Linked DNA regions of Homo sapiens: region 1 is linked to region 2. The links are chromatin contacts, found by Hi-C or POLR2A ChIA-PET in ENCODE. All regions are on one chromosome and are shown on one strand. Each heading gives the region's core, a stretch centred on a gene start or an enhancer-like site at or near the end of the contact. The rest is flanking DNA. Distances are from core to core; before and after follow the strand shown.

What was found. A loop is a pair of places that touch in the nucleus more often than their neighbours do. ChIA-PET counts read pairs that join two places held with the same protein, here RNA polymerase II (POLR2A). Pooled maps may share reads with other maps.
Region 1: a pooled map shows a loop between it and region 2 (2.6-fold over the local background). The contact joins two enhancer-like sites. A Hi-C loop is called at or near these places in 7 of 50 pooled maps. POLR2A ChIA-PET finds 5 or more read pairs at or near these places in 4 of 52 experiments (GM12878, OCI-LY7, T-cell and 1 more).

The regions. Positions count from the first base shown.
Region 1 is chr7:50,223,856-50,230,855 of GRCh38, forward strand. No RefSeq gene overlaps it. Among named protein-coding and RNA genes, the nearest start is that of IKZF1, 77 kb to the right of the region's middle. Within about 2 kb of position 3,941, at least 3 of the 41 ENCODE cell types and tissues checked have a DNase peak (open chromatin) inside an H3K27ac peak, as active enhancers do.
Region 2 is chr7:50,138,593-50,145,650 of GRCh38, forward strand. SPMIP7 (sperm microtubule inner protein 7) reads left to right here. Exons shown (of 9, transcript NM_001161834.3): 6 at 1,548-1,589; 7 at 2,689-2,796. Among named protein-coding and RNA genes, the nearest start is that of SPMIP7, 46 kb to the left of the region's middle. Within about 2 kb of position 2,744, at least 2 of the 41 ENCODE cell types and tissues checked have a DNase peak (open chromatin) inside an H3K27ac peak, as active enhancers do.

The DNA of each region.
Region 1 (7,000 bases), core at 2,691-5,190, 86 kb after region 2:
AGAATTAAAACAATAAAACTCTTAGAAGAAAACATGTGAGTGGCTCTTCAGGGCCTTGGATTTGGCAAAGGTTTCTTAGACATGACACCAAAAGCACAGGTGACATAAATAAATCGATACATTGGAGTTAGTCAAAATAAAAAACTTTGTCCATCAAAAGACATAATCAAGAGAGTGAGAAAACAACTCAGAGAATGGAAGAAGATATTTCCAAATCATACACCTGACATGGGTCTAACACCCAGAATATATAAAAAGCTTTTAAAACTCAATAAAGAAAAGCAAACCAATTTTTAAATGTGCAAAGGACTTGAATGGACATTCTTCCAAAGACAATATACAAATGGCCAACGAGCACATGAAAAGATGCTCAACATGATTAGTCATTAAGTAAATTCAAATCAAAACAACGAGATATCACTTCATACCCACTAGAATAATCAAAATTTTAAAAATGGAAAATAACATGCGTGGGTGAGGATATGGAGAAAATGGAACCCTTACATGCTGTTGGCAGGAATGTCAAATGGTATAGCTGCTGTGGAAAATAATTGACTGTTCATCAACAATTTAAACATAGAATTACCATATGACCTAGCAATTCCACTCCTAAGTGTATACCCATAAGAATTCAAAATAGATGTGTAAGCAAAAACATATACACAAATGTTCATAGTGGCAACAACCCAAATGTCTATCAACAGGTAAATAGATAAAATGCGGTGTATTCAGTCAATGGAATATTATTCAACTATAAAATAAATGATGCATGATTACAACATGCTACAAAACCATTATGCTAAGTGAATGAACCAAGACACAAAAGGTCACATATTTTATTATTCCATTTATATTAAATATCCAGAATAGACAAATTCATAGAGACGAAAAGCAGATTTGTGGCTGCTAGGAGTTGGGGATGAGATTAATGGGATACAGATTTTCACTTGGGATCATACAAATTCTGAAACTAGATGATGGCAATGGTTGCAAAATATTTTGAATAAAATAATGTCACTGACTTTTAAAAAATGATTTAAATGGTACTTTTGTTTGTTTGTTTGTTTGTTTGTTTGTTTGTTTTTGAGATGGAGTCTCGCTCTGTAGCCCGGGCTGGAGTGCAATGGCATGATCTCGGCTCGCTCTGCCTTCTGGGTTCAAGTGATTCTCCTGCCTCAGCCTCCCTAGTAGCTGGAATTACAGGTGCCCACCTCCACGCCCGGCTAATTTTTGTATTTTTAGTAGAGACAGGGTTTTGCCATGTTGGCCAGGCTGGTCTCGAACTTCTGACCTCAGGTGATCCACCCACCTCAGCCTCCCAAAGTGCTAGGATTATAGGCGTGAGCCACTGCCTTTTATGTTATGTGTATGTTACCATAATTTTTAAGTATGATTTTTAAAATTGTAAAATTTTTTAAAAGCATAAAGTGAATCATACTTTAATCTTCTTAATATGAAGATGCTCACACATGCCTGAAAATTGCATTTTATAACAAACATTTTTGAACTCAAAGTAGTGTTATTGCTGTTTTACAGAAGAAAAAAGACACCATTACAGTGTCTTATTCAGGACCTAAGTCTGCACCTGACACTTAGTAGAAACTTAAAAGATGAACGAATGAAGGAAAAAACAAACTGAGATTCAGAAAGCTTAATTTGCTTTCCCACTCTTATGTAGCTGGTAGGTAGTTGGGCCAACATGTAAGCCAGTCCCTCAATTTCTGCCTGTCTCATTCATTCCACTATATCATGCTATCTGCCATAAATACATTCCCTGCATGATTTTGTCTGTACTTCAAGGAACTGTTAATAATTTAGAAAAACAAGTAATGCACATTCATCATTCTTCATTAGTTTAAGCACCACAAAACAAAGCAAAACAAAATCTAGAAAAAAGGTCAGGGTTTCCCCGAAGCTAAAAGGCAAGATTTTCCTAAATGTTGTTTTGATAAATTAACAAGCAGAGAATTTCCTCAACACTTAAGCATGAGCATGATCCTACACCACCTATTGTCAGGGTCCTGTGACATCCTGGGGCTCAGCAGTAATGCTCCAGGGCATGAAATGGCCTCTCATGTCTTTCCGTAATCCCATACAAAACAGCAGAAATCGCTAGAATAAGGGGCTTAGATGCTTGTCACTTTGGCTCATGCATCAAGGCATCTCACGTTAGCTAGGGACTACTTCCACAGGGACCCAAACATCTCCTTAAAAGTAAAAAGATGTTATTTGTCAAAAGATTTGTTTACTTGATACAAAATATGAATATATTTATGGCTACTTGGATTTAAAATCATGTTTAAGCTGGATATTGAATCACAAGTGTGCCCATTTACATATAAATATTTGGCATTAAATATTTAGATAAGTGAAGAAATAATTCAGGATCCAACACCAAGGAGACAATAGAATATTGTGACAGAGCTCAGGATCTGAAGTCCAACAGCCTGGATGAGAATCCCAGCACCAGTGCCTCCTAACCACACACTCTTGAGCAAGACCCTTCACTTCCACGTGCTTCATTCATTTTCTTTATCTGTCAAGTGAGTTCATGACAATACATATCTCAGAGTGTTACTATGAGAATTAAAATACAGAGCACGTGTAAAGCATTTAGCATAGTGCCTGCAAATAGTAATCTCTCAAAAAACGTAAGCTGATGCACTCCTTTACAAACAAAGAGTATCTCTCTAAAACTCAGATTTCTAGGCACAGTCTCATCAGTGTCAAAGCAATCAAAAAAACAAACAAAAAAGAGGTAGCATTCCAAGGTCCAAGGCTCTCAAAAGAAAGTGTGCTCAGAGGTTTGGATAATGCTCAAACACGTAGCTTGGGTTTGAATTCTCAAAGAAAGTGCTTAAGATGAAAAGGACATATAATCAAGGTCAAAAATATGAGCAGATGCTTGATGATTAGAATGACACTTGTGGAACTAATACAGCGAAGATGGCTCCTCAGGCTGTGTTCCGAGCCAGAAAGGTGCAGACTGGAGTGGCCCAGTGCTGGTGATGGAAAGTGTGGGGAATCCCTGATAAAAGCAAAATGAAGCCCAGGATGAGTGGGGAGGTAAGAGTTTCAGGCTGTGCTGATTCATCTCAAGCCCAGTAAAATTACATCCCAGGCAACAGAGAAAATTTACTAAGCTGACTTTTAATTGCTGTCAATATGGTGCAGAGGCTTTAGATGCAGAGGGGCCCTGAGATCAAATTTCTGTTCTGCCGTCCTCTGTTTCACTTCAGAAAGAATCAAATTTGGGCTGATTTTCTTATCTCTTATCTTCTTAGCTCTGTACATCCCATCTGATTCATTTATATGATGAGAATGGTAGTATTAGGTTGAAAAGTTTACAATAGCCAATACTGAATTATTTTTACCTCCATAATTAGCAATTTAATATGGTTTAACCTAATGGCTAATTTGCATACATGGTAAGGAGAGTAATGTTAGATAACATATAGGTTTACTCCAGTTAGCTTGAAATATATCTGTTCTCTCATTCACCTATATTGGAAGATTTGACAGAAAATTAGAATTAGGAAAATACCAGAAAATGGCCTGATTTTATACAAAGAGGATATTCATAGTTTAAAAATTAGAGTACTCTAAATAAACTCTAAACTCAAATTCCTTAATAATAATGATAATGTCAGGAATGTCATAATGCCCATAGCACTTTTTCTATCATTGTCTTATTTTGATTCTTATAACAATCTTAGGAGCTATACAGCTAATACTGGTCCCCTTGCCACACTTCCAGAAAGCAAGGGACTTACTGGTCCAAGGACAATACATAAATGGCAGACACAAAGCTCCTAGCAAAGTCTGTGATTCCACAATCAGCGCTCTTTCCACTGTACCATACTGTCTTCTATATTTACAAGCAAAAATTCCCAGAACTAGGTCTTCAGATCTAAGCAAAGCGAGCACTTGGCTGCTAGGTTCCATGTCCCCGGTGTCCTTGGTAGAGGGAGCTCTGAGTTACTCGGAAACTGAGGGAGGGGCAGCGATTCTCATTATTTGCTTAAGTGGGTGGTAAGTACCAAATATTTTCTGTTTGGAACTAAGGTTTCCAACTCCTGGGGATTCTTACAAAACAGCTAAGTTATCTGAGCTGCTGTGAATACAGAGGAACTCCTTGCGTCATTATCTAGTGGAGGGAATCAGGATTTGGGTTTCAAGTTGGCAGTTCTTAGAATCAGTTTCCTATTTTCAGCTAAACGTCACCTTCCTCATTTTGTCCTTTCTGTCATAGATTGTAATACTTCCTGACATGCTCCTTTTTAAAATGGGAAGAAAATCCATGTATTTAAAAATTCCACTTATTTAACTACATAAGCACTGAACACTATTGTGCAAAGATAATTGTGGTTTAACTGCCACAGTTAGTATCAAAATCAACATATATTTCCTGTCTTGCTGTTTTTCTGCATTAATCTCATTACAGTTCAAATCCAGGAGAATATCTATCCTGAAGCATAGCACATGTGCCCGTGTTCTCCTACTGAATGTGACTGTCATGTAGGCAGCTGGTGTTCTGGAGGAACTTTCCAAACACCTCCAACTTCTGTGGAGAGCTCGGCGTTCTCCATCCCGCTCCCCCTTTAGTGAATGAGAAGCATGTCAGCCTGCACAAGAGCCAATACAACAATTCTTTTTGGCAGTAGCTAATTGTTAATGACTTCTTCAATGTATTCATTTCAAAGACAAAAGTAATAATAGATTACACACAAAAGTCTCCTTAAAAATCCCATCTTGTCCACACCCAATCTCATCTCTAGCAAAAACCCAGAATTTTATTTTAATTTGTGTTTGTAGTTATAGGAAACTTCATCTTTATCTTGTTAGATTATTTTAAAATTTTAACTAAATTTGTCTTTTTAAATGAGAAAAGCAAAACAAACCCCTTCCAGTTAGAAGTGTTCCTCTTTTCTCTCAATCTTCAGCAGTATTTTAAGGCTTAAAGGAAGCAAGTCTCGTCCTAAAATGTAAATATAGACCTCCCATTGGCTCCAGACATGGCTTTGCTTTGTGGCTGAATTTTGCAAACGATCCAAAGCAGAGTGGTCATTCTGCATTACTGAAGTGCTCAAAATGCTCTGCCAAACATTCAATTGTTCACATTCATCATCAAGACAGGGCTGATCATGAAGGAAGGATACTCCATTTTCTTCATTCCAGGATGCCATTGATTGTAAAACTATCATAGATGTAATAATATTTGTAAACATTCATGTTGGGGAAATACTACAGACTAATTTCTCACGTGTTAACCTTTCTGATATTGGAAGGCATTGCATGATCAAAACATACATATTAATCACATACAGATCATGCTCTGCATTCCAATATTTGGTGTGTAAACATATAAGAAAACATGCACCTAGCTTTGGGAAAACTCAGTGTTTGTGTTTACTTTTTCCTCACTTGTTTATTTAGTGATCCCCCATCTTCATCTTCAGTCTATGTTATTGATTAATTGGAAACATTAAATTCTTTCCTTCTGGTGAAATTTTCAAAGGTAAGTTAGAATTCTAAAACATGGACTAGGCATCCCTGAACTGGAACTTGGTGATGGGGGTGATGGGAAAGAGGAAGGGTGCAGGAATGATCAAACTATTTAAGGAAATTTTGTTAGGAACACCAATTTCATCCAGGGTGGAAAAATTACAATATGTAGTCTGAGAGGAGTTGGTATTGATTTTGTTTGGTTTTGGCTTTATGAGGCTTAAGAATCAAAAATCATCTCTAGAGATTTTATTTTTTACATAAGAGAGGCTTAATGAAGATATTCTTGGAAAAATTTAATCATCCAGAGATCAGCTGGGTGCAAAAATGGTAATATGTATAGAAAACTGAGAGGTCAATATTTAGACCCTAGCCTATAAAGGACCCAGGATGGAAAGAAACAAATTACCTTGCTTTGGAGAACTATCCAGAGGCAAGGGAAAGAAAGATCATTGGTTAATTTAGGCAAGGCTCTATTCTTGCCAGGGCTTGTTATTTCTTGCCAGGGCTAGTCTGTTAATTTTATAATGTGTTTCCCTGTCTCCAAACCATTTTTAATGCATCTTTTTAGGGAAACCCCATTACGAGTGGATGATTGGGTATTTTGAAGACCAGGCTGCTCATCAGAGCTCAAACACAGCTCTCCTCCATTAAATAAATAAGATATCTAATAGGATGACATGTGCCTCTGACCATGACATGTCACGGAAGAGAAGAATTCAGGAATCAAATTTACCTAGAAGCTAGTCATGGCATAAAATAACTAAACCTGCAATTATAGTAACCCACCACCAGCTGGCAGTAGTGTTAAATCATGTTCTGACAGTGGTTTTTACAAATCGAGTTCCCATTTAATGTGGAATTCATGCATGAAGCGAACAATAGAGATTGCAATTCAGCAATTCAAATCTCTATAGCTTTAAAAAATTCCCCAAAATATTTTTCTAGATAATAAATAATAATCCATGCTCTTTATAAGCATTTGAAAAAAAAATCTTAAAATCACCTGTAATACTACCTCCCAGAATTGTCATGTGTTCTTTTACTGTCTTTTTTCCTTATATAAGTACTTTTCTTAATTGGGATATACATGTGTGTGCATACATACAAGACAACACAAATACATATATACATACACATATATAGTCTTCATTTTATCCACACACTTAACATAGTACTTAGCACATAGCAAGTTAATATAAACATTGGTTAAAAAATTAATACTTGAATACATTCTAGATTTAAAAAAAAACAGAGTTTTAAAAAGGGAAAAATCTGCTCAAGAGTTACAAAATAGGCAACAAACTTTTTTTGCCCCTTTTGACGTCAGACCTGGGCTATTTTTCTATAGATCGTTACCTTCATTTTGTCTTTTAAGAAGAAGTGAACTCAAAAAAAAAAAATGTAGTTATGGGTTTGGGAGGGTAGTCATAGATGTTTGAACCTAAGAATTGAGTACCACATTTTCCCTACATGAAAAACAACTGCTCACTTT
Region 2 (7,058 bases), core at 1,494-3,993:
AATCCAAATTAAATTTAAAGCAAAATGTAGGAGATATTAGTCCACAGCAAAATTAATGAGAGTTTTTGCTAAATTTTAATGATCGAAAATCAATATCAAGGATACCATTTTTAAAATCTTTAACAATTGCACCACTTCAATAAAAGCAGTATAAAGTGACCTTTAAATGGGATTTTTTTTTTTTTGGTAATTGGTAGAAAAAGGAATGAAATGGAAATACACAACGCTGTACTCAAGTCTGACTACTGGATCTAGAAATGCAAATAGTGACAGTACGGAGAAGAATATTGAGTCTTGTCAGAAAACTACCATTTTATTGAACCATATCTAAAAATGATGTGCAAGATTTTTGATAAAATTTATTTAAAGTATGGTTTTGCCAAATGTGTAAAATACCCCACTATAGACTCCAACGTGTAAATTGAATGGTAATCGTTTAAATAAAAGATTGAAATATTTAAAAATTTAACATTATTGACCAGGTGTGGGGGCTCACACCTGTAATCCCAGCATTTTGGGAGGCCGAGGCAGGCAGATCACGAGGTCAGGAGATTGAGACCATCCTGGCCAACGTGGTGAAACCCCGTCTCTACTAAAACTGCAAAAATTAGCTGGGTGTGGTGGCACGTGCCTGTAATCACTGCTACTCGAGAGGCTGAGGCAGGAGAATCACTTGAACCCGGGAGACGGAGGTTACAGTGAGCCAAGATTGCACCACTGTACTCCAGCCTAGGTGACTAGAGCGAGGCACCATCTCAAAAAAAAAAAAAAGAAAAAAAAAGATTCTTGTTCATATAGCAAGCTGAAGTTGATGATAATTCCATTTGAATACATTTTTTAAAATGTAATTTTTTTCTACTAATTCTTAACATGTGAATGTTAGTTCTAAAACTTTATTGGTATATTGGTATTTTTAATTTACATATCATGTGGTAAAATGGCAAATAGCTCAGGGAGATGATAATTTTTTTATTCCAGTTTACATAGATCCACTTAATTTGTTGATTATAAGTCAGCTGGCAAATGAAAAGCTATGTGGGTTAGTCAGCACTGCCACATCTCAGAATTCTTCAGCATACTATTCACAGTGGAAGCCTCCTGTACGTAAATGTTCCTTCCAAGAGCTCACACAAAGACCTATATGTGAACGTTTATAACAGCTTTATTCATGATCTCCAAAACCCAGAAACAACCAAGATGCCCTTCAGCAGGTAAATAGATAAAGATACTAGAGTATGCCCATACAATGGAATACTACTCAGCAATGAAAAAGAACAAACACAACACACAACAATATAAATGAATCTGAAATACATTTTGAAAGCAGCCAGACCCAAAAATTTATTATATGATTCCATTTATTTGACATTCTGGAGAAAGCAAACTACATCCTTAAATAGTCTCTGTTTAAAATCACAAACCTTTAAAGGACAATTCCTATGAGATATCTGTGAAGGCTTTTGTCTTAATTAGAGAAATACTGTAATAATTTGATGTTTATTAACTTAATATAAATAACCCAGTTGCCTCTCTTCTCTTTTTTGAAGTGTGAGTTCAAGTTCTAGAAGTAAATATATTCCTCTCTATACGTAAGTAATGTTTCTCAGTCTTGTAAAAAAATTTTAGATTTATATTTTGGTTGTAGTTGCTTTCAGCTCACGCATGTTGTATTCACTTTTTAAGACAACTTATATATTGTAACACATTTCTAATGTTTGTGTGGCACACAGTGCCTGTTTAATGTCAGAAGTCCCATCTAAGGTTTGATTTTGATGAAAGAAAGAAAGAAAAGAAAGAAACAAAGAAGGAAGGAAGGAAAGAAAGAGAGAAAGAGTGGTATTTTTCTGTTTTTCCAAATACATTACCTTTTGAAATAAAATACCTTGGATGCTACCACTATTGAGTGTTATGAATCACAAAAACTGTTATAATTGCAGAAGGGATGAGATGCTCATTAACAGCATGGAAATATCACCTCTTAATTTCTACATTTAATGCCGGCTTTCCATGGATGGCAAAAAAAAGTACATTATCTGCCAGTTGGGGTCTTCTCCTGGTTTTTAGATGGAAGAAGAACCTTGAAACAAAACAAAGTAGATCCAAGAATATGGAGGAGGGATCTGGACCTTTAGTCCTGGCCCACCCCTCTCATTACTCGGCCTCTTCAGTTCTGCAGTTGACTAGTGTTTCTACCAGTGGCCCCAGAAGTCCTTGAAACTCTCTGATTGGCATTAACTCAGCCTCTCAACTTTCTCTCAGGCCCAGGGGCACGTGGCTTGTTGCCCAAGCTCCTCTGCACCTGTGAGGGTTTCCATTCACCAGGAGCCTTATAATCTCTGGCACACACCAGCCTCTTCCTTGCCCAGCCTCCAGCCGGTCTCCAAAGGAGTTGTGCTGGGGCTGCAGGAACAGCCCGCTTCTTTGTTCAGAAACACAAAACAGCCCTTACTGTCACTCTGGCTCAAACTTAAGATCAAGGAGCATGCCACCGCTCATTCTGAAGAAGAGAAAATTATCTTTATATTTTTTAAGGAAAATTGTTCTATCATTATGCTTTACATTTTGCATTTTGAGCCTTTGATCTACTTTGGCAAATAAATTTCCTTTGGAAGTTAGAATACTGTTCAATGGTTTCTTCTATGTTTCTTATACAGAAATATATGCCTTCTTTCCTTTCCATTCTAACAGTGGTCATGTGCAGTCTACAAATGCTGATGATGTTGACAACCCCTTGGGAGACATCGCATCGCTAGCCAAGCAGCGGTACTCTAAGCCTCTTTATACAAACACAAGTCGGTGAGTTCCATTCATGATTATTTCACTTGTTTTATTACTAAGGATGAAACATGATGATGGACTTTACCATAAATGAAGGAATTTAAACGTGGCTTTTATTGAACATTGCTGAAGAAGAAAGATACCTGCTTCCTAAAAGAAATGTGGTTTGTCACAAAGGAGATTTTGGGGATTGACTCACTTGGGGCCCTTGAGCAAGTCACTTTATCTCTGTGACTTCAGTTTCTTCATCTGAAACTTGTGAGAAAAAAAATGCCACCAAGCAAGGTGATCGTGGGGGGATCAATAATGTTTGTAAAGTATCTGAGACGCGGCAGATCACTAACAGAGAGGAATCACTTTTTTTTTTTTTTTTTTTTGAGACGGAGTCTCGCTCAGTCGCCCAGGCTGGAGTGCGGTGGTGCAATCTCGGCTCACTGCAGACACCGCCTCCTGGATTCACGCCATTCTCCTGCCTCATCCTCCCAGTAGCTGGGACTACAGGCGCCTGCCATCACGCCCTGCTAATTTTTTCTATTTTTAGTAGAGAGGGGGTTTCACTGTGTTAGCCAGGATGGTCTCGATCTCCTGACCCTGTGATCCGCCCGCCTCGGCTTCCCAAAGTGCTGGGATTACAGGAGTGAACCACCGCGCCCAGCCGAGAGGAATCACTTTTACACATAGGAACTTGAAGGCTGTCGTGCTGTGCTTCGTCCTGAGGAAGGAGTCAGTGGGCTGGATTCTTCCATACATTCTGCAAGGAAATCATTGCTACTACACATAATAATTCTAAAAATCTAAAGGAAGGATATAGGAAGAAAGCTAATTTAAAATATTCAGGCACAACAATTTAGGATTGTTTCTTCTTTGATACGTATATCTAAATTTTGAAATGTTGTATGAAATATTCTTTCTAAAGAATCAAAACATATTATTTGGGGTCATTTCTTCAAAGAGAGTGAAGAGCAGTATGGCAACATTTTAAAGATTTGGTGTAAAAATGAACCACTTAACTTCAATAAATTTGGGCATATAGCATTCCTGCCTCATCTTGCTGTTAATTTCTGTTTTTAAGCAAATGATATTTTGAGCGAATCATATAAAAGAATTGAAGATATTAACTGTACTTACCTGATTTGGGCACTAGAGGGCCTCCAAGGTTGCAAAGTTTCTTCTTTTGATTCGCTTTCAATTTTTAACGGAATCTTAACCTGTTAACACAAAGAAATGTTTTTCATTTTTATTTATAAAATATTTATAGACACAGAAAGATATAGTGTCACATATAACATATCAAATAACGTAAGTAAACTCCTGTGTATCCCCCACCTAGTAACATACAGAATCTTACTCAAATCTTTTCAGCCATGTGTGTGGCCCCAATCTCATTGCCCATGCCTTCTGCTTCCCCAGCTCAGAAGCTATACTCATTAGACTTTATGCCTTTCTTTTGCTTACTTTTCTTTCTAGTTTTGATACATACATATGAATCTCTAAACAAATTATTATGTAGTTTCCACAATACTGCTTGAGCTACAAAGCAAAGTACAGGAGAATATAAACAATATGATGTCATTTGCATAGGAGCACATGCGCCTACTTTGTGCCAAGTAAGGTACAGAGAGCCATCCTATTGAAAGCAAATATGTCTCTTCTTGAATTTTTTTCATCTTAAAGTTTCTTGAAGAGAAATGGCTTTATGATAGTATCTTTAGGGTCCTTTTTAATGATTGGTGGCACTTAATCATGGCTGGGAAACACTGCTATACCCCTGCCTTTTCAGTGAAAGCCATTTTTTTTTTTTTTTTTTTTTTGAGACAAGAGTCTCACTCTGTCACCCAGGCTGAAGTGCAGTGGCGTGATCTCGGCTCACTGCAACCTCTGCCTCCCGGGTTCAAGTGATTCTCCTGCATCAGCCTCCTGAGTAGCAGGAATTACAGGTGCACACCACCATGCCTGGCTAATTTTTTGTATTTTTAGTAGAGATGGGGGTTTCGCCATGTTGGCCAGGCTGGTCTGAAACTCCTGACCTCAAGTGATCCGCCTGCCTCGGCCTCCCAAAGTGCTGGGATTAAGGTGTCAGCCACCACACCCGGCCCAAAAACCGTATTTCAGGCAAGGGTCAAGGCCATTTACTCTCTAGTTCAAGTGGCTTCAGCATTGGAATCACCAATTTTTCTACAGGGCAAAAGTTTTAAAAATTTCCTTCATTAGTTGATTTTGTTTTATGGTTACTAAGTCATCTGACATGCTCTGTGTTTTTTATATTGGTAGTGATTGTGCTAATAGCTTAAAAATAGTAGTTTTTATTTTTATTGTAGAACTGAATCTGATCATTAAAGAAAAAGTATAGAAATATTAATAACAATGACAATATAACCAAACTCTTATTCATAACCATTATTAACATTTTGGCATATTTCCATCTGTCATACACACTTCTAATCTTGCTTTTGTATATTTACATAGCTATGATCACACTACACAGAACATTTTTACCACTATAACATTACCACATAATTATGGGTACATGTTTTTATGAGCTTATCATAGCTTCTATTTGTGTAGATGTACTGTAACTGCCTCATTCACTTAGGTTACATATGTAAATTGTTTCCATATTCTTTATATGACTCTTTCTTGATTTGAAATTATTTACTTAAGTGACATTCCTTCAAAAGGATTCTGGGGTCAGAATATGTAAACATTCTTAAAAAGTTCTTAAACTTATGGCTATCATTTTCTTGAAGTGTTATGTGAATTTACAGAGGTTTGGTGAGCCAATGGTTATGCTCAGTATTTATGCTCACCTTTAATAGTAACATTGAAGCTCCACAAATAACTTTTTTCCAAAAGTGTTCATTATGAAAATAATTCAGATATTTTTGAAGTGTAGAAAGTAAAATATCTCTTTCATTTTCAATCCCAATATTAAAAGTTTGATTTCTTTTTAGACTCTTCCCCTCATGCATTTATGAATGTGTGCAACATATATGTACAAGTGTATTGTGTGTGCATGGATAGGTGGAGTGTATGTGTGTATGTAAGATTGAAATATGCACTAGATATTTTTGCATATTAAAATCTTTTTAATGGCTAGATGTATCCCACCAAATCTATAACAAGTTTATATTGCCCAAGCCCTGAATACTTTTCTTGTTGTAAACAATATAGCAAAAACAGCCTCTACATATATGTTTGTACACTTATCCATGCATTCTTTTGGAACAAATCACTAAAAATGAAATTGTTGCCTGAGTTTTCTTATTAAAATTATTTTTGAATTTGGTAGGCATGCCCAGTTACTAAATGGCATTTAGAGTTCAGGAACTCAAAATGTTAACGCAGTTTCTACTGCAGTTCCTAACTTATTATAACTTGAGACTAGTTTAGGAAATAGAAAGAATCCAAAATAGTCATTGGGTTCAACAAAAATTATTGAAGCTCAGTATAGCTAAACAATTATCTTTGTTTCTTCAACAAACATGAACTGTTGACCGGATCTGGGTAGTGTTCAGGAATTTTTTTAAAATGATGCAAATTCATCCGCACTTATAATCTGTGTCAAGCAGAAAGTTAAGGTAAGACTGAGATGAGAATCCTGCTTTTTCAGGCCTGGCACGGTGGCTCACACCTGTAGTCCTAGCACTTTGGGAAGCCGAGGCGGGTGGATCACCTGAGGTGAGGAGTTGGAGATCAGGCTGGCCAACATGGTGAAACCCCATCTCTACTAAAAAACACAAAAATTTGCCAGGCTTGGTGGTGAGCGCCTGTAATCCCAGCTACTAGGGAGGCTGAGGCAGGAGAATCGCTTGAGCCTGGGAGGTGAAGGTTGCAGTGAGCCAAGATCGCGCCACTGCACTCCAGCCTGGGTGACAGAGGCCCTGTCTCAAAAATGAAAAAAAAAAAGAATCCTGTTTTTCAAATCTGTTGTTTTTATCCTCTTCAGTATAAGATCCATATTCTTTGCAAGGGCTCGGTGAACAAGTTTGAAGATAAGCTCAGTCCCTTTTAGTAACCATTTTACAGTCCCATATAATTTCAGTGCTTTGCAGTCATGAGTCATCAGTACAAGGAACATAAAAATTGAATCATCTGTAATGGCAGATCTCTGTCCTTTCCCAAGGATATGGAAAGAGTGTTGGGGTACTTTTTCTTTTGTAACAGACTCTATTGTAGATTATATATACATATATATATATGTATATATATATATGTGCGTGTGTGTGTGTGTGTGTGTATATGTGTGTGTATATATATATATATATATATATATATATATA